Regions from separate parts of the Homo sapiens genome. Here all the other regions are linked to region 2. The links are chromatin contacts, found by Hi-C or POLR2A ChIA-PET in ENCODE. All regions are on one chromosome and are shown on one strand. The core of a region is the stretch at or near the end of the contact, and the rest is flanking DNA. Distances in the headings are between cores, read along the strand shown.

Evidence for each region. Hi-C counts contacts between places; a loop is a spot of excess contacts on that map. ChIA-PET counts read pairs that join two places held with the same protein, here RNA polymerase II (POLR2A). Pooled maps may share reads with other maps.
Region 1: a pooled map shows a loop between it and region 2 (5-fold over the local background). The contact joins the promoter of RBM45 here to the promoter of SESTD1 in region 2. A Hi-C loop is called at or near these places in 1 of 168 maps with a recorded cell type or tissue (MCF 10A), 3 of 37 single-sample maps with no recorded cell type and 12 of 50 pooled maps.
Region 3: a map of naive thymus-derived CD4-positive, alpha-beta T cell shows a loop between it and region 2 (4-fold over the local background). The contact joins the promoter of OSBPL6 here to the promoter of SESTD1 in region 2. A Hi-C loop is called at or near these places in 1 of 168 maps with a recorded cell type or tissue (naive thymus-derived CD4-positive, alpha-beta T cell) and 7 of 50 pooled maps. POLR2A ChIA-PET finds 5 or more read pairs at or near these places in 1 of 52 experiments (HEK293).
Region 4: a loop to region 2 is called in a map with no recorded cell type, with 3 times the contacts of the local background. The contact joins the promoter of LINC01934 here to the promoter of SESTD1 in region 2. A Hi-C loop is called at or near these places in 2 of 37 single-sample maps with no recorded cell type and 2 of 50 pooled maps. POLR2A ChIA-PET finds 5 or more read pairs at or near these places in 1 of 52 experiments (GM12878).

What each region holds. Positions count from the first base shown.
Region 1 is chr2:178,110,197-178,116,718 of GRCh38, forward strand. It overlaps RBM45 (RNA binding motif protein 45), which reads left to right and starts at 2,241. Exons shown (of 10, transcript NM_152945.4): 1 at 2,241-2,650; 2 at 6,066-6,188. The coding sequence starts at 2,351. RefSeq lists an enhancer at 2,277-2,446.
Region 2 is chr2:179,261,893-179,268,243 of GRCh38, forward strand. It overlaps SESTD1 (SEC14 and spectrin domain containing 1), which reads right to left and starts at 2,940. Exons shown (of 18, transcript NM_178123.5): 1 at 2,607-2,940. RefSeq lists enhancers at 1,672-1,741, 6,174-6,351 and silencers at 2,070-2,233, 2,342-2,411, 2,422-3,041.
Region 3 is chr2:178,193,136-178,199,991 of GRCh38, forward strand. It overlaps OSBPL6 (oxysterol binding protein like 6), which reads left to right and starts at 1,377. Exons shown (of 25, transcript NM_032523.4): 1 at 1,377-1,539. RefSeq lists silencers at 931-1,620, 2,067-2,361.
Region 4 is chr2:181,120,420-181,126,378 of GRCh38, forward strand. LINC01934 (long intergenic non-protein coding RNA 1934) reads left to right here and starts at 3,418. Exons shown (of 5, transcript NR_130784.1): 1 at 3,418-3,561. RefSeq lists an enhancer at 3,685-3,784.

The DNA of each region.
Region 1 (6,522 bases), core at 991-3,490, 1.2 Mb before region 2:
CTCACTACAGATATGGAATGTAATACAAGGAGAAATTATAAAAATCTTAGTGCTAAATCCAGGGTGACAACCCACAATCCCTGACTCTCAGTAGTCATCACACAACTGTATAATATCAGTGGTGGGGGAGTGGATACCATAGTCAAAGGGAACAAGAAAATTAATCTCAATTATACCATTATACAAATATTATCTCATTTGATCTCTAAACTATGAACTCCATATATATTATCTTATATGAGCATAACTATATAAGGCTAAATGATTAACTCTGTGGGGGAAGAAGAGTAATTATTTTGTTCAATACTACATCCCTTCAGTATAACACAGTGCCTAACACATAGTAGATAGTCAAAAATACTTATTAAGTGAATGGGTGAATTAATTAAACTTGATAGTCATGCTCCTGCGTAGCTATTAGGCGGCTATCAAGCTTAACTAATCCAACCACAAAATAATATGTATTACCTATTTAGTAGGTAATATTATTCCTACTTTACAGTTAATGAAACCGAAGCTGCAAGTATTAAGTAACTTGTCCAGGCTCACACAATTCAGTAGCAAAACCATGTAACATAATCTGATATTACTTTGCATTATATATTTACATGTAAGATTTCCACAGTGGGGGAAAACAAGCCCTCGGGACATGTCTTTCCTGTTCCTCATTATATATCTAGCTCCTGGCATAGAGCCTGGCACACAGTTGGAGTACAATAAGTATTTATCTGGTTGACTTCATAGCAACCTAGGTCTTAGCATCCAGAACTTGTTCATTTGAAGAACTCCGCCCTCGGTCTACTTAGGGGTTTATTCCTTTCACTTCATTCCAATGCCACTGCTAAATCCAGGCCTTGTTTCTGGATTTCTACTGGGTTTCTGACCTCTCCTCTAAGGCTTGTTAACAAGAAGGCATTTCCCACTTTGCTTGCACTCTATGATTTCTCTTAGTTCCACAGCTGAGCAGTCCACCCTCACTGCCCTCCAACCCCAGGGTTGCTTGTAGAAGTTGAGTAAATCAACAGATGGAGTTAGTTCTGGGTTTTTTGTTGTTGTTGTTGTTGTTTGAGGTGGAGTCTCGCTCTATCCCCCAGGCTGGAGTGCAGTGGTGCAAACTCTGCTCACTGCAAGCTGTGCCTCCTGGGTTCACACCATTCTCCTGCCTCAGCCTCCTGAGTAGCTGGGACTACAGGTGCCCGCCACCACGCCAAACTAATTTTTTTGTATTTTTTTGGTAGAGACGGGGTTTCACCGTGTTAGCCAGGATGGTCTCGATCTCCTGACCTCGTGATCCGCCCGCCTCGGCCTCCCAAAGTGCTGGGATCACAGACGTGAGCCACTGCGCCTGGCCAAGTTAGTTCTGGTTTTAGTCGTACTTTTTATCTCTATTACTTTGGCTATGCTATAGGCCTCAGTTTCCTCATCTCTAACAAATGACGCTGAAATTGAATGATCTCAAAGCTTCCTTCCAACTCTAATGCTATATAGTTTGAACTCTGTCCTATATTGATCATCTATTGAGCTTATGACCAAGATGGTGACAACTCTCCACTTTGACCAAAACTTAGTTAGGCTCCTTTGAGTCCTCTGCTTGACTAGGCTTGATCTTGGGCTTTCTGTCCTTGTAGAATCCAATTTGAGCAAGAATCCTGCTGAATCAGTGTAGTGAAAATCCTCATTCTTGGTGTCTGACTACCATGGATATCAATCACCCTGGCCTGCCTTCAGCAACTATCCTGTCAAGTTGGTTTAGCCAGAATCCTCCTTAACACTGATGTTCCCTCTTTGTAATTTTCCATCCACTGACCTCCCACCAAGCTTCTTGGTTAGAAATTTGTCCTTATTAGAGTCAAAATTCAGTCCAATCTCTCTCTCCCACTGCAAGACCCCATTGCAGCTGTCCCTGGACCTATCTCCATGGCTCCCTTTGTCAAAGTCGGCCTTCCTGTACCATCTCTAACGAGTGTCATGAATAATTTTTTCTTTAACACTGGAAAGAATCCTTGGCCTTAGGGGTGGGGTAAAGCCAGCGTTGGGAAAGCCTGTGCATTAGGCAGCGCTGTTCTGCCTGCAGGGAACGATTGCACAACTGATAACTTGGGCCTAGGCTCAGCTGGATTTGAGGATTTGAGACTTAGACTGGGTCAGGGTCCCCCGCGTCGCCAGGGGGCGCTGCAGGCCGCTCCCCGGAAGGCCTCATCCTGCGCGGCTGGACAGCGCCTGGCGCCGGACTCCTCTTTCTCCCGGAAGCGGAGCACCGAGCCGGCAAAGGCTTGGGTGTGAGACAGCAGCGGTGGCAGACACCGCAGAAGCAAAGAGCAGTGAGGCTCCTGCATTCGGGTGGAGCACCATGGACGAAGCTGGCAGCTCTGCGAGCGGCGGGGGCTTCCGCCCGGGCGTGGACAGCCTGGACGAACCGCCCAACAGCCGCATCTTCCTTGTGATCAGCAAGTACACACCTGAGTCGGTGCTGAGGGAGCGCTTCTCGCCTTTTGGCGACATCCAGGACATCTGGGTGGTGCGGGACAAGCACACCAAGGAGTCCAAGGGCATTGCTTTCGTCAAGTTCGCCCGCAGCTCACAGGCCTGCAGGGCCATGGAGGAGATGCATGGCCAGTGCCTCGGCCCCAACGACACCAAGCCCATCAAGGTGCGGGTGCCCGGGTCGGGGTGCCCTCGGGGGAAGGAGTGGGCCTCTTGGACCTCCCTTCACCTGCTGCTCTGCCGGGGTGAGGGAGGAGTGGAACATCCGTTCCCGGCAGCTGACCAGACAGCACCTGGCTTGGGGACAGGGGCTGCTTTGAGGAGAGGCTCCCCTCCCACGAAGCTGCGCCGGGTTGCAGGGAAGGGGACGGGATGCGGAGTGTTTGCCCCACGAGAGCGGACCCGGCAGCCGCGGCCACCGGGTGACAGAACAGCAGTGGCTGGGCTTCCCCTCTCCCTCGCCCTCACTAATCCACCAGCTCTTGAGTTCACTGCCAAACTCGTCCTAGCCTACTTTGAGTACTTTTCTGACCTTCCTCTCTCAGATGCCCAGATTTCCATATATAAAAAACGGAAAAACTCTACTTTTCCTCAGGTACAGATGAGGCGTTAACAACTTGACAGAAGTACTTTAAACTGGGGAGGGACCTCTGGTGTTGGACGTTTTCCTAGTACCAGGCGAAAGAATACATGTACAGAAAGAATAAGTGCAGGTGTTTAAAACGGTCACTGTTACATATTCTTCACATTTTGTTATTTTGGAAAATTGTTTTGAATGAGCTCTGTTTCTGAAAGTGTTAATAGCATACATTTGGTTCTTGACCCTTTCTGTTACTGCAACTTTTCTTTGAAAGCAGACCAAAGTAAACTGCCTTAAGAAGAGCCAAATCATTGTGATAATGACACATGGCAGGAAGGATCATTTTGAGGGTTATTTGACATAATATGTGCTGTCAGCACAGTGCCTCACACAGGGTAAGCCCTCAATAATGTCCTTGTTATTGATCAGTAGTAGCCAAGATGTCACAGCTTACTCCCTGTGATCTCAAATCAGGACTCAATCCTGAGAATCTGGCAATTGCTTAAATTGTAGCCTTCGTCTGCCCCATGTAAATAGTTGCTGTGTATGTTATTCTGTTGGTACTTTGCACAAAAATATTTTCTCAATTTTTTAAAAAATTGTTTTCCAAACTGAGAATGGTATTAATATGGATTTATGTAAATAAAGGGCTCAGAGATATTTCAGTCTCTGGAGGTCTTGCTCCATCCACCAAAGAGAAGGAGCCTGGGACTCTACCAACAACACAGTAAACAGTCCCTTCCTCCCACTTCTCCAACCCTCTGAAGTGTGTCAGAGTGACAGCAACAAAATTAATTGTAGGGCCACAGCATACAGGATCAGGAATTGGCAAACTTTTTCTGTAAAGGGCTGACTAGTAAATATTTTAGGCTTTGCAGGCCACATACAGTCTCTGTCACATAACCTTGTCTGTTTTTACAGTCCTTAAAAACTGTAAAAACAATTATTACATCATGGGCTATACCAAAAATGGAGCTGTGGTTTGCTGACCCCTGTACTAGACTAATGAATTTTATCGCTGTCCAATTATGACCTTAGTGGAGAGGATTTTTATATTTTGAGTGTAACATGGCCACAGAGCCCTTGTGGGCAGCCCAAAAAACTGTCCCATATTTGAAATTGATGGACCACCTTCCCCTGATAAATTTCTATAAGAGAAATTAAAGGCCCAACACCGAAATGTACCCTCTCTTTTAGCCTCAGAGAAATTAAAGATCTTGTTCCCAAAAAGAAATAAACTTTACTATTTTCTTTGTCACATTTTTGACTATTCAGTTTTAGCCAGAAGGTTGTTTCACTGTAGTACCTAGCTAGACAGTCTAGTTTCTGTTTCTTTTTCTTTTTTTGAGACAGAATCTCACTCTGTCACCCAGGCTAGAGTGCAGTGGCTTCTTGATCACAGCTCACTGTAGCCTCCACCTCCCAGACTCAAGCAATCCTCTTGCCTCATCCTCCCTCTCGAGTAGCTGGGACTACAGATGTGCACCACCATGCCCAGCTTATTTTTTTTATTTTTCTTAGAGACAGGGTCTCACTATGTTGCCTAAGCAGGTCTCAAGCTCCTGGACTCAAGTGAGCCTCCCGTTTCATCCTCCCATTACAGTTGTGAGCCACCACACCCTAACAGACTAGTTTCATTCAGCAGCTGCAGCTTGAGCCATCTTCAACTGGAACACTCTTGGGTTGTTTTCAGCATTTCCAGTTAAATTAATTCAGCTTCAATATTTCTATTGTACTTTGCTTTTACAAAGTTTCAGAGGATCTGTAAGACAACAATATTATCTTACCAGCCCTCAGCCAGAAAAGATTGTCCAAGTAAAAGTTATTCTGTGACCAACTATGTTATCTGGCGGAAAGGGGGAAACCTAGAAAACAGAAGAAAAAAATCTTGGCTGTAGTTTTGCAAGAATGCTTCTTATCTAGAGCCTATGAACACTCAGTCTATGAAGGTAAAAATTTATGGGAGAAATCTACCATGAGGAGGTTAATTATTTTACGTATGTTCTACATAGACTGTCTCCTTTATCAGAGATTTGAAACACCTCAGTCCTCTAAAATATAGAAATCTGTGCTCTGATGGCACTTCCAATTTCATCTTACCTGAGGTTCTTTTTTTTTTCTCTAGTGTCTTTGCATATACTTAAAGCTTCCCTATTTGTATTTCCCTATTTACCATTTATTACTGATATCAGCCACAAGACTCTAGTGGGCCATTTCCATGTTACTCAATAGTTGTACTCATATGGTGCTTGACATATAGTATAGATTTATTGAAGGAATAACTAGAAGTAGACTATAAAGGGATATGTCTCTAACACTGTGGTTTTCTTGGTTGCTGCTTCCTACTGTGGAATTTCATAAGTTCCAGTTTTCTCATGCTTTAATGATACAGAGCCCCCTTTACCAGCAGTGGATCAGAGACCAAGATATAGAGACCCCTTTAAAGGAAAAAGAAACAAACAATGCAAGTGCCCTTGTTTATGGTGTTTTAATTAATTGTATTACGTTTCTTCAAATTACTCTGGCTAAAAATAAATGCAAAAGTAGAAATACATTTGGGAAAAACACAATGCAGAGATTGGTATTATCTCATAAAAAAAAGTCATTGCAGGCCCAGCACAGTGGCTCACACCTGTAATCCCAGCACTTTGGAAGGTCAAAGTGGGAGGATCACTTGAGCCCAGGAATTCATGACCATCCTGGACAACATAGCAAGACCTTGTCTCTACAAATATTAAAAAATTAGCTGGGTGTGGTGGTGTGTGCCTGTGGTCCCAGCTACTTGGGAGGCTGAGGTGGGAGGATCACTTGAGCCTAGAATGTTGAGACTGCCGTGAGCCATGATCACACCACTGCACTGCAGCCTGCTTTTTTTTTTCTTTGAGACCCTGTCTCAAAGATTAAAAAAAAGTCATTGCAAGAATAATTGCTTTTGAAAAAATTTAAGAAATGGGAAAATAGTTGACATTATTTTATTTTGGGAGTTTTGTTTGTTTCTTAGGTTTTCATTGCTCAGTCCCGATCATCTGGAAGTCACCGAGATGTTGAAGATGAAGAACTTACAAGAATCTTTGTTATGATACCAAAGTCCTACACAGAAGAAGATCTGCGGGAAAAATTTAAGGTATTTATTCTAATCAGCTAGCATATGTGATAACTCATAGTCCTGCATAGGTTGTATGGGTACTAAATCTGAAATGTTGTTGGAATAAGGTCAATAGAGTAGTCTTGGGGAATTACATAACTGCTTTCATCAATTTCAATCTACTCTTTAAATATTAAACCTAGCATAAATTAGTTTTTAAAATTAAAGAATATATAAAAGCTGGAAAATAGTAATGGTAGTCTCTCCCTACTTTATTGTGAAAGTAGAGATTCGCAGAAATGAAGCATAAAGCTCAGAAACTTTTAAGTAAAGTCACACAACTAGTAGGTGGTAGAGCTATGATTTAAACCCA
Region 2 (6,351 bases), core at 1,690-4,189:
CATATATACCATACAAAAACTTGTAAATGAGTATCCACAACATTATTTATTATGGCCAAAAAGTAGAAACAACCCAAATGCCCATCAGTTGAAGATTGGATAAACAAAATGTGGCATAGCCATATAACAAAATAATATTCTGCCATAAAAGGAATGAAATATTGATACATGGTATAATATGAATAAACCCTGAAAGCATTATGTTAAGTGAAAGACACTAAAGGCCACATATTATGATTCTATTCACATGCAATGTCCAAAATAGGCAAATCCATAGAGACATAAAGTAAATTAGTGGTTGTCAAATATGGGGAAGGGGGAATAGTAACAAAAGCTACCAGGTACAAGGTTCTTTTTAGGGTAATAACGTTCTTGGATTAGTGCCGACATTTGCATAATTTTGTGAATATATTAAAACTACTGAATTGCATACTTTAAAAAAGTGAATTCTATGGCATATGAATTATATCTCAAAGAAAACTATTATAAAAATTTAAGTCTCTGCTTTTTTTTCTTTTGAGACAAAGTCTGGCTGTCACCCAGGATGGAATGCAGTGGTCCAATCATGGCTCACTTCTCTGCTTGCTACTTTTTATTAGTAAATATTCTACTTTCCTCAAGAGGTTGCTCATGTTGCTTGTAACAGCTTTAAAAGATCTTTGAAGTTAGCTACTATACAGATGAATGGTATTTTTAGTAAAGTAAAACTACTATAACAGAGAAACTTTCTAAAAATCGGATTAGTTTGGTACAATTTCATTTTTTCAAAAGAAATGTCATTAATACCAAGTTCATTTTTAGAGAGTGGAAAAGCTTCAACAAGTCCTTATAAAAATACATTTTTTAAAAAGGTCAAAATGCAATACTTTGTTTTCTTAATTATTGGACATTTCATTTTCAGATATATCATTAGTAGATTACCTGTTTAAAATGTCATTAAATGCCTAGCAATGAATTAAAACCCAAGTAGATGCAACTTTGTGACCTCTACTTACAACTTTCTACATTCTGCATTCTGTTGTCAGATTCCTAGTCCATCACTAGCTCCTAATCTCTTACATCAATTATTCCATTCAATTCTTATTCACAGGGGCTAAAATGTTTGGTAAATGCAATCAATTCATTTTTCTAATGCTGGGGAAAAACTAGAGTGGGCCCAATTTTTAAGGTTAAATTTAGTCCAGAATGTTTGAATAAATATTCAACAAAACGATTTCCTGGAATTTGGAACATAAAAACAGCCTATAGAGTTGTGAAATGCTTTCTAGGTCCTTGGGGAATTTTTTCACGTATTTAGTCATGGGGCAAAGTATTACGTATAAAAGCTTCCTGGTCCTAGAACAAAGACGTATTTTACTGCTCAAAGCTAAAGGAATTAGTATTGTTAAACTAAAATAGCATACCAATGAAACCAGCTAGGTATTGGCATAACTTAACCAAGGTATGTAACCAAAGATAAATTGTACCTTATTATGCATTCTTCCTTGGGAGGAAAAATTCTCACATTAATAAGATTTAGCCAGCCAAAACAGAAAAAGTATATAGATATATGTGTGTCTGTGTATGTAGGTATGTATAAGGATTAGGATTTTGAGTGGCAATTTAAATTTGACGGTTTGCCAAGCTATGCTGGGATACATAGTGGGCATGCTTGACACAAGCAAAACGTGAAGTAAGAGACGACCTGTCAAACAGCTGCTATCTAGTTACTCCCTCGGCAGCACTCCCAACTTCTCCCGCGATGTCTGTGTGTAAGAGAAAGATGTCAAAGCACCAAGAAAACCACGGGGGCTGTCAGAGCAACAGCCAAGTCCAAACCGTGCATCCCAGGGTGAAATCCCACCCGTACCCTCAAGAGCTGGTCAGACTGCGGCTCTTTTCTAATATGAGTCTACCTAAAATAGAAAAATAAACACAACCACAGACCCTGGCCAACCCTCTCTCTCCTCCCCTTTGTGACTCTCCCAAACGCTGGAGGGATGTTAACCTCTGGCAGGCCCGTGGAAGCCAAGCCCCGCGACCTGAGGAGGCGTCCAGGAGCCTCGGCGCAGCCCTGGGGCCTCGAGCCCGTGTCCTCCACCCACCCGACAGGGCCGGTCACCGGTCACACAAAGGAGCCAGTCGCGGGCGCTGGACGCGGGACTCGCCCGAGAGCAGGGAGCCACATCTGGTTCCTGCACGCTGGCAAAAGAGACCCGCTGGAAAATAAGGACTAACGCCCAAACCTGTTGCACAATTCGGGTCCCTTTCACCCAGAAATGAACAAGGGCGCTCAGGAACGGAAAAGCGCGCGGCCCGGTCTCTGCGGGCCGCGGCCGCACCCGGCAGACGGCGCGGAGGCAAAGGCGGCCCGCAGGGCTCCCACCTCCGGCGCTTTGTCTGTGGCGGCAAGGCGGTGGGGGCGGTCGGGGCGTTGGGAGCAGAGGCGGTGGCGGGGCGGGGGCGCCCCTCCTTCACTGCGTAGCCCCTCCGCCCCGCGGCCCGCGCAGGGGAAGAAAGCCGGGCCCGCTACCGCCGCCGCCGCCGACTGCACCGGCCCAAGCCGGCCACCCGGCCGCGGGGCCTGCGCGCTTCTCCCGCCCGGGCCGAGCGGCGGCCACACTCACCTGGCTGGCGCTGACGCTAGCGGCCGGCGGCTCCGGGGCGTTGGGGAAGACAGGGGAACGCTAGCGAGGTGCGGGCGGAGGCGGAGGGCGCGGCGGGAGGAAGGCGGGCTGGGGGCGGAGCGGGCCCGGGCGGCGGCGGCAGCAGCGGCGACGGCTGCGGCTCCAGTCACTCGCGGCAAATCGCGTCCCGGCCCCTCCGTGCGTCAGGCGGGGAGCGGGGGTGCGGGTGGCCCGGCGACCTCTCGGCACCCGCGGCCCGAGCCGCGTCCGCGCGACCCCGCGCGCGCCCGGGTGACGGCGGTACAGCAACCCGCCCGGCGCGGGAAGGAGGAAGGAGGCGGGGCGGGGCGGGGCGTCCAACCGGGCCTGGGGCTGAGGGCTGGGCGCGAGTGGGACTCTGGCGCTCCGGACGGACCCTGCCGTCCCCACCCCTAGCCGAGGCCCAGGCTCCCCAGGCGGGAGGCAGTCTTGGAGAGTGGAAGGGTACCTAGATCTGGAGTCAGAAGTCTGGGCTTAAGAGAGGGTCCGTTACTTGACACCCTGGCAGGTCATTTATTTCCTCTGGCCTCATGCTGGAGTTCGAAGGTTCGAGTACAAAGTCTCCAAGAGCTGCTCCCAAGTACTCACTGCCAAGCGGTGGTGTGGCTGAAGGATGAAGGCAGATGAAAGGGAAAGGGTTGCGGTGAGGAAGGGCTGGATTCAGGGCATTTGTTTTGCTTTGAGGATCTTTCCACTGGACAGTCCAAAATTAATCCACAATGGGGCTCCCTGATAATGGCTACTTCCCCATTTTTACCAACCTAGTTATTTTTCTCCAAGTATACTGACTTAAGAGTCCTTGTTTTCATTTTATTGCGCAAATCATTTGTATGTCATTTCCTGAATTCAGTTCAAAAGAGTCATCAGCAAATTCACACCAGATCAGAGCAGCTGTGTGGTCCCAATTTCAAGACTTCCATATTATTCACTCAGCCACTCACTTCAGTATCACCTAATTCCGTTGATAAAATCTTCCTATTCCAACAACTAAGCAACCAAATTTCTCTCCACTAAAGTTTTCTGACTTAAAATCCCGTGGATTAATTCTTCCTCTTAATTCTGTGAATATCAGTCTGTCTCCATGACTTCCACCTCTTTGCCACTCTAGGTCAAGCCTTTAACTTCACTGCTGCTTCAGTTCCATATAACTGCCAGAGAGAATGCTCCAAAAAGACAGAGCTAAGCATGAAACGTCCCTCTTTAAAATCATTCAAAGTCTCTCCACCTGGTTGAATCAGGTTCAAACTCATTACCATGGTTTACAAAGCCATTTAAAATCTGATCTATTGACCTCCTTGGCTCCAGCTTCAACTCCTAATATATCTACGTATCACACAAATTCAACAGACTTTGTCTTTGTGCCCTTGTAGTTTTCCCCCACCTGAAATCCATCCCTCATTTAACCAGTTGAACTCCTATTGTCCTTCAAGATAATGAAGATAATGCATCCCTTCCTCCTTGGAATCTTCCCTGACATCATCTCCTTTCACCACATCTGTATCCTTACCCCACACATTTACAATGAATTAAATACTCTTTTTCTCTCTGCTTTCATAAAATCGTCTATCTACAGTATTCCCTATGATAATCTTTAATACTTGCTTTTTTCCTGTTGCTTTGCTTGGTGGCCTTTTCTTCCTAGACTGTGTGTTCCTTAAAAGGACAGGGATTTTGTCTAGTTCATTTTTTTTGCTCCCCAGAACATAGCACAGTGCTCAGCACAAAAAAGGTTCTCTTTAACTGTTTGCTGAAGCGTTGAAATAATTTTCCATCCCAACAAATAGATGTTGAGCATCTACTCAACGAAAAGAAAATACAGGGAAGTCCACAGTCCCAGCCTTTTTTAGCCTTCCGTGGTATTCTGTTTTTCCCTTCTCTACTATGTGGCATTCTCTGCTTATCATTTTAAACTCTCTCCAACTACCATTCACATTCTTTGCTTATCCTAGTAAAACAAGAGCATGCCAAGCAATCCATTATAATAATTCACAAAATATCCCTGCCCTTCCTCTTTACATACTTCTGGTTCCACATTGTATTACCTAGGTGTTAGATAAGAGGTAACTGCTATAATGGAAAAAACATTAAACTATAAATTCAGAGAATGAAATTTGGATGCTACGTTTTCCAATAACTACTGAATGAACTTAGCTCAATCACTTATAGTCATGAGGCTTTACTTCTGGAGTTTCTTTGGCTCTATGATTAGCATTTGTTTTTAATATTTTATTATAAAAGTAAATATATATATGCTAGATCCTTGCAATGTAGCTATCCAGCATATGTTTGAACTCCAAGTGATAGGAAACCATTCATGACCTCACAACAGTTTTCATTTTTAAACAGTCCTGCTAGTTTCTATGTTCAACTAAAATCTGTCTCTGTATACATTTGGTAAGTAGCTACAGTATTGGTAGAAACACCACTGGACTTAGACTCCAAAGAAGTTGGTCAAATCCTGGGCTTATAACTTCCTAATTGTGTGACCTTAGAAAAGCACAAAACTGCTCCAAGTATGAGTTTGCTCCATTCTAAAAGGAGAAAATGATAATAATAGCACCTTAAATCATTATTGTAAATATGAATGCAATGCGTATGAATGTGTCCAGTGAGTCTGAACCTAGTACTAACATTGTTTAATACAGAACAGCATGGTTCCCCCCCATATGCAGCCTTGTAAACATTTGAAGTCAGCAGTCACAATGTGTGCCTTCTCCACCCACTTTTTATTCACATCTCATTCGTCTCCATACGCATTTATCTAAACATTCTCCAGTGTCTCTTAAAATGTGGCACCTAGAACTGAATACAATATTCCAAGTATAAAGGAAGGAGTAGAGGAGTACAATTTTCTGCATCCTAATGAAGATATTTCAAAATTCAGTTTGATATCACATTATTTTTCTACCACCCCATACCGTTCATAAATATCATGTTATTGCCAACTAAAAACAAGCAAAAATTACCCCCAAATCTTTTTTAAGTCTTTAACATATATACAGCTATAAAACCATATCTTCTCCAACCTGTATTTTGCAATTTGTTTTTGGAAACTGTGCAGATCTTTGCATTTATTCCTCTTAAATATCACTTTGGAAGTTATGTACAGAAGCCCCTGCCAACTAGAAATCAATGTGAAGTGAGAGTAACATTTTAAAAACATTAAAGGGTGGAGAAAAAGAATCCAAAGCCACCTCAAGCAACAAGTTTCTAAATTCTTAATTTCTCCTCTACTACTTCTTTTAGATTTATTAATTATTATTATTATTATTATTAATTATTTTAGAGGGAGTCTCACCGTGTCGCCCAGACTGGAGTGCAGCAGCACGATCTTGGCCCACTGCAACATCCACCTCCCAGGTTCAAACCATCCTCCTGCCTCAGCCTCCCTACTAGTTGGGACTACAAGCATGTGCCACCTTGCCCAGCTAATTTTTGTATTTTTAGTAGAGACGGGGTTTCACCATGTTGGCCAGGCTGGTATCGAACTCTTGACCTTGTGATCCACCCACCTCAGCCTCTCAAAGTGCTAGGATTACAGGCATGAACAACCGCACCTGGCCTAATTTATTTATTTTTAAGAGATGAGGTCTTCCTGTATTGACAAGGCTGGTCTCAAACACGAGGCCTCAAGCGATTCTCCCACCTTAGCCTCCCGAGTAGCTGGAACTACGGGAGTGAGCTACCATACCAGCAAGCTTTTTTT
Region 3 (6,856 bases), core at 127-2,626, 1.1 Mb before region 2:
TTTCTTTTAAGGGAGAAAGCCATTTCAGTAGAGTTTCTGTTAATGGAACTCAGAAGGAGTAAGTAGAAAGGGTGGCTGTGATGAAGCAGAGGTCAGCATCCCAGCTGCTCCCTTGAGGAGCCTGTCTTCACAGCAAAGGAATGAAGGACAAACTGCCATTGTCGCAGGGTCCCGCATCTATTATTTTGTGACCAGAGGACATGAGAACATTGCTAGTCTAGATGGAAAAAGCTAATCCAACAGGTGAGATTGGAGATTCAAGAGAAACTGCATGTGGGAAGGAGTGCATAAAGTCGACTATGTTTCATAGCAAATCATTTTGTCAGCACAGGGCACAATGAAATGCCATCACAGTTGCCTCATTAGTAAGCAATATCTTCCATTTTTGAAGGCACCCCAGCATGTTCTGTAATAGCTCCCATTAAGTCCAGTCGATGTCCTCTGGACTCCCCCTCCGCCTCCCACCCCCAGATGATGATGACACAAATGTCTTGAAATATTGACATGTCCGCAGTCACTCGTTTACAGAATGTCTGTACAAATATTTACATTACCCCGTCCCTCCCAGCAAATTTGCCTTTAGATTAATCTGCACACCGAACGCAGGCCGGGAGTGGCTTGGAGTGTGGAAGGGTTTAAGGGTGTGGAAGGGTTGTAGTGAGGCGGGACTGACTGACTTTGATCGGCTTTGCCAGGGGCTTGAAGGAACCGGCTCTTCCTTTCGCAGAACCCAGGTGTTTCTCTGGGCCCGGGAAGTTTTTGCTCCCGAGCGAGTCAGGGACGGGAGCAGGCACGCACAGTCGCGTAAGTGTATGAAATGACGACCTCAGAAGGGCGCCCAGGGACATGGGTTTGGCAGCCCCGAGCGGAGGCCGCCAGGCAGCCGTTCCTTTCGGAATTCGGTCTCCCGCAGTGCTCCCGGCTGCGGCGCTCCTGGGCCGAGCGCTGGAGCCGTTCTGGGCAACCCTCCCGAGCGCGGCCGGCTCACCTCCGCCGGACTGCGCGGGGCGAGGGCTCCGCTACTGCGCGCAGGCCCGCGGATGGCAACTCGGGGTTTCCACTGCGGGTGATCTCGGGACACCACGGGTTCCCACGGAGGCCGGGCCAGGGGAGAGCCCTGGCTGTGGGACCCCGCGTGACCAGGGCGCAGGGCGCCGGGTCCTTAGCCCATCTGGCGGCGCAGGGAGGGGCGCCCGGTAGGGCGGGTGCGCAGCATGAGCCCCAGCCGCTTGCCGCTCCACTCCAGCCGGGCGGACGGGCGGGAGCCGGGGGCGGGGAACCCGGAGCGCCGCCCCGCCAGCGCGCCCCGCCCGTGGGAGAGGAGGGGCTGCAGCGCAGCGGACCACTGGAGGCGCAGCACGGTCGCCGCCGCCGCTGTCGGTGCTGGAGATCGCGGCTCGGTGCAGGCGGCGCCCATGCCTCCTCTCCTCCACTAGCCCGCGCGCCAGTCCGCCTGCCGGGGCCGGCTCTCCGCCTCCTGCCTCCCGTCGCAGCCGCGCAGCCGCCGCAGAGTCCGCGGCGCCACCGCTCGCCCTCCAGGTAGGTGTCCTAGCTGCAAAGGGATTGCTTGGGGCGGGCGCCAAGGTGCCCGCATCGCGGCCCGGGGGCATTGTGCGCCTCCGGCGGGCCGAGGACCCCGAGGGACGCGTGGGTGGGCAGCCGCAGCTTCGGGTCCCCAGGACATCGCCGTCCCCCTGGAGGCGCCCCCGGCCGATAGCCCGGGCTACAGGGAAGTGGGGGCGGCGGTGTCAGCCCATTCTCGCGGCCGGGATGGGAGGGGGCGTCTGTATCGCGGTCCCGGTTTGCCGCCCTCCCTCCCCCTCGTTGCCAGGGAATTCCGGCCGCCTGCCACTAGCGCTCGCATTCCCTCGCGCGGGCCGGCGCCCCTGCTCCCCGCAGGCTGCCTGGGGATTGAAGCAGGGGCAGGGAGAAGGACTGATGTAATTGTCAGCGGAAAACCGAACCGGCGCGGGTGAGAGCGCCCGCGCCCGCGAGAGCTAACGCCTACGCCGCACCTTTCAGGGAATCGGGGAAGCCGAGAGGAGCGGCTGGGGAAGTTGTGCATTGGGTTTTATTGTGCGCGTGCACTGCGGACTGCCCTCGCGGGGCACCCCTGCCCACCCGCTGCTGGCGCCCCTGCAGCCCTCCCGGCAGCCTCCGTCCACTCCCCCGGCCAGGGCCAAGTCTGCCTTCCCTGGTTCAGACCGGGACAGCGTTTGCATTGCAGTCAAGACGTGCTTCCCCTGCATCAAGCCGGGAGCTGCCCGCAGATCGTGTCGCCGGGGATGCTGGGGGAGGAGGGAATGGGAGACCTGAGGAGAAAGCCTGGAGAAGTAATGACACAAGCGGATTTTCTCCCCAAAGCTTCTGCTGCGTATAGACACATCTGCAAGGCACCTTTTAAGCTGTTTTTGAAAGTTATAACCAGATACTGATTTTGTGACAATTCTATGATATACCTGAACGGTTGCTTAAACATAGAGACCTAAAGCTAGGGGAAGCATTACATAATGGACATGAAGCAAATGACACGAAACTAAGTGAACCCACTGGGTTGCCAGATTATTTCTCTCTTCTGGACACAAAATCCTGTAAGGTTTTTTCTATAGGAACTTTCATTTTTAAATTGCTGGGCTAAGTTTAGCCAATTGTCTATTATATTCAGTTGTGATTTTTTTTTTCTAAATAATTTTCTTGGACATCTTTTCTTAAATTTAAAAATTGCATACTAATGGTTACATATCACTAAGCTGATTAGGAAATGTAGTCTTCACAAGGTAAAAATAAGAAATTTCCCATCTTAATACATTAACTTTGTTTTCCTCTTGTTTTGTTTTTGTTTCTTTTCCTTCTTTCATCCTTCCCCCCGCCCCCAACCCCCGCTTTATTTTTTGGAAACATTTCTACAGTTTTGGGTACTGCAAGCTCACAACGTTGATATTTCTATCACATGCTACAGCATTGCGGAGACAAAGACTAATAATAAATGAAACAGAAGACCTCGCAGTAACTCTGAGAGTTAGCAGGGTTCCCAAGGTCGAAGGGAAGCTGCAGTGTAATTCAGCAATAATCACCTACAGAGAATATGCATAGCCCTCATTGGGAAAGGCCCTGATTGGTGGATTTTATTATTATTATTCTTTTGCAGTAGGAGTTCATATATTTTTTCCCTAAAAAATAATTTTTCTTAAGGTAAAAATGAAATATTTTGAAATTAAAATTTCAGGCTTTTAGAAAGCCTAAAAATTCTGGTTTTGCTCATATTTTTGGATGCAATGTTGATAACGCCATTATACATTCAGTGGATGGATTACCTTTGGCGGTACCTCAGTTTCAGATTACTATGACTTGTCAGGTGACTCTTGGCTTTAGTATGAGGTAGTTCTGCTGGACTTTTATAGGATCACATATGTAAGTTTTCTTATCCCTAGATTGCTATAACCTTAAGTTAACTTTATTTCAAGGAGAAAAATAAAGTCCTTCCAAGATGAAATCTTTGTGGTTGGAGGTCTTAGTACCACCACAGATACCGGATTAGGTAAACTGCATAAGGAGATAAAAATTCTTATGACTTTACTCATGAAACTGTTGGACTAGAGAGAAGATAATATAGTTTTGAAAGGTAAGGCATACATTCTCAAAAGAAGGATTTTGTTGTTTTGCTGCAAAGGTTAGGTCATAATTATGATACTTTTTAAAAAGTGGTTTTAAATCTTGGGGGAAAAAGGGTCTCATAGTATCCATTGACTTCTGGAACTTTTTTTTCCTCACTCAATATTATATCTCTGGATTCATTCATACTGTATGTAGTTGTAGTTCACTGACTTTCACTGCAGTAAAATATTCCATTATGTGTCTTATAACGCAGTATGTTTCTCTTTTCTCCTCTCTGACCATTTTTTTTTTTTTTGAGATATTGCAGTGTTGCTCTGATTATTGTTGTTTCCTGGGCACACGTGCCAGTGTTTCTCTTGGGTTAATACCAAGGAATAAAATTGCTGGTTTGTAGGTTATGTGAATATTCAACTTATTAAGTATTGCCAAATTATATTCCCAAATGGTTGTACTAATTTACATAAACCAGGGAAACAACCAAATACAAACACTAAATAAAAACATGCACTTCTGTTTTGCATATATGTCTGTTGAAATACATATCTTTTTAGAAAGCAAGAGAATGATGAACGTAAAACTTAGAATGGCAGTTATCTTTTATATGGACTGGAGGGTAGCATGTGGGGAGGAACACACACATGGATGTTTGTTATTGATAATGACCTAGTCCTTGGGTTTCATGGTGAGTTTCTAGGTGATCATTGTACAGTAATTCCCCCGTTATCCAAAGGGAGTATGTTCCAAGTTCCCTAGTAGATGCCTGAAACCTCCGATGGTGCCAAACCCTATGTATATGCTTCTTTTCCATGCATAGATACCTATGATAAAATTTAATTTATAAATTAGGTACAGTAAGAGATTAACAATCATAATAAACAGAACAATTATTAACACTATACTGTAATAAAAAGTTATGTAAATGTGGTTTCTCTCTCTTTCAAATTATCTTATTACACTGTATTTACCTATTCTCAGAACCAGATTGACCATGGGTAATTGAAACTTTGGATGGGGGTAGATATTGTATTAAAAAAAAAGAAAGAGGATAATGCATGGACCAGTGATGATATTTTAAGGTTCTAAGGAAAAAGAAAATAAGGACAATAGAGTTATCACAAGACAATAAGCCTACAAGATATTAGTTGAAAGATGAAGATGCAGTCCCTATGCATAGGCATGAGTTGCCCAGAGTTCATGGAAGAAATTTGCAAAAAGGTTGAGCAGGAAGTGGTCATGCTGAGAAGAGGAAGGCTGTTGTGGACTTAGAAAATGATATGAACAGAAGTTGAGGGAGCCATGAGAAATTTTCCAACAGTGAACCACTCAAAGCATTTATACACTAAGTTTAGGGAACAGATAGGTGGGGACTACCAGGAGAGATCCAAGGCTCCTCGTTAGGAGGCACTGCTGATTGAGATGAGAGTTCTCAAGTTTGGAGAAAATGAAAAGGATTAGTTTAAAAACTAAAACTACTGTCCTAAAAAAGAAGAGGAGAGTCAAAGGTATTTGACTATAATGAAAAGAAATATGAAGAATCTTGGCGTGTAGTATCAATTTTTTTTTTTCTTTCCAGACAGAATCTCGCTCTGTCGCCCAGGCTGGAATGCAGTGGCGCAATCTTGGCTCACTGCAACCTCCTGGGTTCAAGCGATTCTTCTGCCTCAGCCTCCCTAGTAGCTGGGACTACAGGTGCATGCCACCACACCCAGCTAATTTTTGTATTTTTAGTAGAGAGGGGGTTTCACCATATTGGTCAGGCTGGTCTTGAACTCCTGACCTCATGAGGTCTGACCCAGGAGGCAGATGTTGCAGTGAGCCGAGATTGCACCACTGCACTACAGTTTAGGTGACAGCGAGACTCCATCTCATAAATAAATAAATAAATAAATAAATAAATAAATAAATAAGAGAACTGCGGCACAAAGAGGTTAAGTAATCTGCCCAAGGTGTTTTCCTTATCTGTAATGTGGACGTACTATCTGTAATATGGACATACTATTAGGGCTTAACTCTCCAGTTGTGTCAAATATTCTGTGAACTTCTGGCCCAGAGTAAAAACTCACCACATATTGCCAGCAATGTTAGGGAGTTGTTGTTATAGAAATAGTACCCCCAAAGGTACAATAGCTAAAATGACCAAGGATAATTTAATTGGATCTCAGTTTTTCAAGTATTAAGCATTCAAATAGAACATTTCTTTCAAATTCATCTTTGTCTAACTCAGTTGGCCTTGGGTATATTGTTGGTGTTTAGTGACTATTAGATATGACAGTTTGTGCATTTGTTATATTCTGAGAGGAAATTAAATGCATCATATATCCATTGGATGTTGTGGATTCTTCACTCAGGCTTTGCCATGTTCAGTGCATAAATACTATCTGGCAGATAGTAAAATATGACCAAAATTATTAATCCCTATGTGTGATTAAAAGAAACATAAACATAAAACTCAATTTTCTTAAATCAAATGAGAGCTTTCATGTGTCAGTATCCAAAGGCAGCGTTTTAAATTTTGATTATACTGTGAAATTCTGCTTTAAACAAATAAAAATTCACATTATTTTCCGTCCTCTTCTCTTCCCCCTTAAACCCCTACCATTACTCTTTCTACACACTTAATATTTCTGTTAATTTGCTTCTGAGGGAATGCTTGGGTATTTACTGCTAAGTGTTTTTCTGGGTCTTTCTAGAAGGCCGACTGATTTTATTGCTTAGGTTTGGGGCCAAATCCTATGGTTGCCTGGCTCTCTGAGATATTGAGTCTTCAACCTTTAGCTGCCTGTGAGTGACTGCTCAAATGTCATGGGGAGCCTCTGCAAGATAACCATTAAGGGTTTTTTTTTTTTTTTTCATTTGTTAAATCCCCAAAACTAATGCTATTAAGGGGCTTTTCATAGAACTAGAAAGCTCTATGTATTCATCTTTTTAACTCCCACATCACATAGCCTTGTACATAGTGGACATTCAGTAAGTGTTGATAAATATACAATTTTTGTTAATTGATTCGTATAAAATTACACTGTACATTGTTTGCCGTTTGAAATGCTAATTATAGTTCTGTTTGGTTTGTGTTTACATTCTAATCTTTCGGAACACTGGGAAAAAAATACTTTAAGCTTTTTCCCTTTAAACTTTGAAGGAAAACACATATTTGGATAAGGCAGTGCTGTACTTCTAGTCTCAAAGTGTCCATTATTGGGTAGCTAACTGACAATTATTTCTCTGTGTAAGAAATATTTTA
Region 4 (5,959 bases), core at 2,168-4,667, 1.9 Mb after region 2:
TCTCAGAAATAAGACAAAGGTTCATCAAGTAAGGGGCTGAAGGATGAAGTTATTTACTTAGATTTACTATGGGTTTCTAGGACAACTATTTGAAAAACTGTAAATCTAAGTGATTCAAATTCTGAGTATCAATGTAGATCATAGCACTTAGAACTTAGGAGCTGGATGGAACTTTAGATATGATTAAATTGAGCATATCATTCTAAACTGAACAAGCTGAATAACAACTCTTTCTCCTCCCTCTTCATTTAATTCATAAGCACAGGTTAGGGCCAAAGAATATCCACGCCTTTGCCTGGCCTGTTTTACTTGTTGGTAAGGTACAAGGTAGCCATATAGCAAGACAGTTATAGTTGAAGGCCCTGTGACAAGCAATGCTTATCTTTCATTACAACTTTCTTTCATTAAAGCATCCATTGTTACCAGAGTCTACTCATTGTGCAAATATTTCTTGAATTTCTCTCCTTTGTGCATGATCCCAGTTGATGGGTAAATATAGAAACCAATAAAATGTGGTTTTTATCCTCAAGAAGATTATGTTTTTGGTGAGAAGATACAAGTCTTCTTCAATTCAAGAGTTTAATCAAGAAGGTAAATACATGCTTGCAAAATAAATGAATCAGATGAGCTAACACAAGCTCAGAGGAGGGAAAGAATGCTATATGGTAGAATTGAGATTGACTGATGGCCCGTGGAAAGGCAGGATCACTGAGGCTGGGATCTAAACTATTTGATTAAGTGTGGATGAAAATGAAACAAAAGTACAGAACATGGGAAAAAAAGAACTCAATACCAATTGGTGATTTATTGGAAAGAGTCAATGAGAGGGAGAAGTACAGGTTTCATGTGTGAAACCTGTAGTAAGCCGCACTAATTTTCTAACCAGTTGAGTAGAGGCAGAAATAGCCTGATATAGTCAAAATGGCCTTGGACTTGGGGACGGAGGAGTTGTCAGGATACAGAGGTTCATCTCTTTAACATACCAGAAATACAATTTTGAATAAAATGATCAACTTCTCTTATCTAATGCTTCTTGAAATGTGAAACAAAAGGTTTGAATTTAGTATCTAAAGTCCCACCCAGCACATGATTTCTAAGTGCTTGGATTCAATTTTGATGAAAATAGAGTAGTGAAGCAGCTGCAGAACAAAAAGGAGAAACCTTTTCAGAGGACCAGAAGGAAGCTGGAGTGGTTGGTGATATACTGGGAAGTGATGCACTAGGTAGAGAAATCAGTGAGTCTTGAGGGGCATTTTGCATTTGGAAATGGTATTTGGGTCTGACCCAAGACTTTGTATTGGTACCTTAGATCCCCTTCTGCTAAGCATACCTGTTCTTTAGTTACCCTTTTCTCTCTTTCCCTGTCATAGCTCCTCTACCCCAACTGGATGCACCCAAATGGTAGAAGGTAGAATAAGGGGGAGATGCTCTGCTTCTCTTATTGTGGTTGTCCATGGATCTCTTGCTTTTCCCCTTTTATTTGAGCATTTTGAATTGCCACCAATATTGGCAACTGCAACTGTGCCTCTTTGGTTTGTATGTCCAAGGCCAATGATATAATAGCTATATCCTTCGAACCTGCCCAGACATACCTAGAGAAAACATTTTCAGGTATCTCTAGGTAGGTGTGAGCTAGGAGGAAGGTTAGTTAGGAGCAGAGACCAAAAAGAGATATAATGAATGCAACTCTATGAATCACAAGGGAAAAAGTCTCTAATTGCAGAAGGAGCAGTAACAGTTTTAAGCTGGAGAGCCTGGGTTGGTGCCCAAAGCATTTCTTTGTTTGCCAAAAGCTGCCTCAATGTGGTATTTCCATCAACACCTATTTGTTGAGAGCCTACTCTGTGCCAGACACTATTATACAGGCTGTAATTTTCTATTGGCTCTAAGCCATTCTGATACATAAAAATATAGTTTCCTCAAAAGAGATTAGTATTTTATAATCTAGTTCAGCTTCATGTGTTAGCACTTAGTCTGAATATTTGCCATTGTGAAAATATGCAATATCTATGTATTTTTCAGACATGAGCCAAAGTATTGAAGTGCTTCATACTTAATTGTTCTTCAAAGTGTTCAATCTTTAACCAAAATATTTCTCAAGAAGTATTTCATGGATATACTTGTTATTTATTTTTGTTCTCTGAAAGAAATGCCTCCTGATGTTAAAAATCATTTTGCTAATATCTCAGTCTTATTCCTTTTTAGAGTCCTCTACACTCTATCAATATAGAACTAGCTACAGTTACCAGAAAGTGCTATATTGTTTTGTGCCTCTGGATCTTTGAATATGCTAGACTCCCAGCTGGGAATGCACTTCCTTGCATGAAAAATGACCACACAATATTCTTTACCACAGTTCAAGAATCAACTCCTTTGATCAGCTCTTTTACGCTAATTAGAATGCCCGTTTCCCCACTTGAGGCCCAATGTATTCTATATAAATTCCTATTGTTGTAATTCTCACATAATATTCATAATTATTTGTCCAGTTTTCTTTTCCCATCTTGTGATTTCCCATAAAATCATAAGATTTTATGAACTTATTGAGGACAGAGATTATGTCTTATTTGTGGTTATATCCTCAGGGCACAAAAAAGAGAAACTCAATATATGTTCAGTAAATTCATTGAATGAATAAATGAATCAATGAACAAACAAGCAAATGCCATATGCATGCATATATTCAACTCCTAGGAACACATTTTACTGGTATTTTATATCTTATATTTATTTATAATATATAAATATTTTATATATTATATATAAATAAATACAAATATTTATTTATATATAATATATAATATAATATATTTATTTATATATAATATATAATTTATAATTATATAAATATATAATATATTTATATATAATATATAATTTTATTATATATTAATTATATATATAATAAATATATATAATATATAATTTTATTATATATTAATTATATATATAATAAATATATATAATATATAATAATATTATATACATTATATATAAATATAAATATTTATATAATATATAATATAATATATTTATTTATATATAAATATATAATATATAATTATATAAATATATAATATATTTATATATAACATATAATATAATATAATAAATATATAAATAAATATAAGATAATAAATATAAGATAAGACCCTTTTCTGAAGATACTTCTAAGAAGTATCAGCAATACATTCTATGGGATGCGTATAATGGTTCCTGGATAATATAAAGAAAGAAGGCTTTCCTTTCTCAAAAAGGCAGTCTGTTATAAAAGTCTTTGTAAGTTGAAAACATTTTTTTTGAAAAGCAGAACCCTGTAGTTAAAGAAAATTCAGCAGCCTAAATTCTTTACTACATGTGTGGGTATAGTGAAAACATTTAGCTATCTGATATTACACTATCGTTGACTTCTCAGTTTTAGTATTCAGAGAATGACCTGAACTTAGCTGTGTTAAGTTGCCTGCTCCACAGGAAACCACCTCTGTAACTGTTGCTTGCTGCTTTCTCTTTAGGCAACACCCAAAGCCACTGTCAGATGTCATGGAGATGAGACCTCACAAGGTAAGTGCAAAGAAAACAGGAACAAATACATTTTCAAACAGAACTTGGTGAAAACATTGGCCCAAGAATGATAGGAAGCACCGCCTTTTGGGGATCCCTATTTGGGCTGTGGAAGGGACATATAGCCCTGTTTTATATGGAATCATATATGGTGTGAGGGAAATGAGTCAGATCCTGGGTTCCCAAGTGGCCTATCTGAGACAGAAGCAGGTTATGTTGTCTAGACAAAAGGAAATGCTTTGTTTTTTGAGGGAATGTTATCAGAATTTTAAAAGCCAAATGATGGCTAGAGAATATAACTAAAATTTTATTGACACTTTGTTTTTTAGAAGGCTTTTTCCCTCTTTCTTTTTGTTTCATTCTAACAGTCTATCTTTTTGCCCAAGATGCAAATTGAAACTTAATTAAATCCATGATTCCAAAGAGATATAGGCCTTATTACACAGCAGGCATTCTCTGGCTTTTCTTCACATCTGGAGTTTTAAACTTTGGGGTATTAATATCATGTCTAAGATTTCTTGTAGTCTTGGTTTGCTAAATAGAGGATACATGGCTATTTTAAATGAGGGTTTCATAATCACCCAAAAATGCTACAAATTTCAACGTGAAATAGCTTTTTCCTACATTGTAAATATTAGATGATTAAGCATTCCTTATGCCTTTTGCATGAAAAGGCAACATAGACTTTATTAGATATCTGCGGTTCTCATTCTTTGAGTATTTGCCTCCCTATTGACCTTCAGGCCTTTTGTGCTTCTTTAAAGCCGTTTCCATCCCCCCTACTTCCTCCTTCACAGAATGTAAGATGTCAGTGGAAGAAGATGAAACCAGAGGTTTTAAGAAAAGATTGGACAATAATAACTAAAACAAGTTCCTTTAGCTTTTATTTTTACCCATTTTATGTATTTTTATTGATATAAATTGCTTTATTATGATTATAGTTGAAAGTCAACATTTTGGCATATTAAAAAGACCATTTCCTTCCAACCTAGAAAATTCTATCTCATGATGATACATGTTAGGCCTCTTAGCAACTTATTCTGTCCTATAGCTGTGTGTGGCCACTGCCAATTTGTAGTCCCCAGTTCTAGTCCTGTCAACTATTTCTCCAGAGGTAACTGGACCAGAGATTATACCAGAATTTTATTTTATTTTTCTCAGATGGAGATTTTTTTTCACTGTGAAACTGTCTGGTTTCCCACTGATGGGTCTAATATACAGAGCTTTCTGGGTTTGACAGATGTGATAAACTAACAAGAATATTTGCATTTGTGTAGCTTTTATATACAGATATTTCACTCTCCTAATACTTTTTCAAGTTATAGATAAATGTTTTTTAAAAGCAAACTGAAACGGCTGACAAACAGCTGCTGCATAGACTTTGGAACCTGGCTGCCTATGTTTGTAGACTGCTCATAGAAATGTGAGTTCTGATAGCCTTTTTGGAGATGAATCTAGCAATATATGTGGATATTTATTGTGGCATTTGCTGAAGTTCCTTCTATAGCCTACCAGGCACTGCATCACCTGGACCTTGGGCAAGATATATGTCTGGTCCCTTTTCCTGCCCTTCTGTCACTCTGCATTTACTGTAGTGGCATTCACAAGTGTTCCCAGTCTCGCTGAGTATCTCTCCCTCAGAACTCGGGTGCTTGCTGCTTGCTGTTCCTTCTGACTGGATTGCTCCTCTCTTAACAGGCCTCATGGCTTACTCCCTCAAGTCATTCAGGTTTCTGATCAAATACCTCCTCAGAGAGCTCTTCCCTGGCTACCCCATTTAAAGTAATAAGAAATTTCCTGTAACTTTGTATCCCCTTGTTTAGCTTCATAAAAATATAACATTATGTTACATATTAAATTAGTGCCTGTCCCCTCCACTAGAATGGATTCTTTAGGAAAGTGGGAACTTTGTTTTGTTCATTGCTCTATTCCTGGAGTTGAACAGGCGCATAGAGTGTATTAAGACTTGTTGCATGAATAATTTGTGGTAGCAAATGAACGAAAAGATAAAGCAAATAGAATATCCTTTGGTAAGAGAATGGTTAGATAAATTGTGGCATATCAATAATATGATGAAGTCATCAAGAAGAATAGAATTAGATCAATGTCATCCAGGGAGTTTCAAAGTTTATTATTAAGGAAGAAGTGGAGGTGCAGAAAAGTTTGTATAATAGGACCCTGAGCAGTGATCTACATATATATGTATCTATCCATCTATTTAATCTATCTATCATCACATAAGAATGATTCATATAGTAGGATATTCACCAGGTCATAAGCATTAGCTTTGTAGGGAAATTGTGCAGTGTGATTTTGTTGAACAGGGTATGGAAACGGAGACTAGAGGGCTCAAAGTTGGCTGAAATATGTAAAATGATTGCCAATTTGGGATACAGCT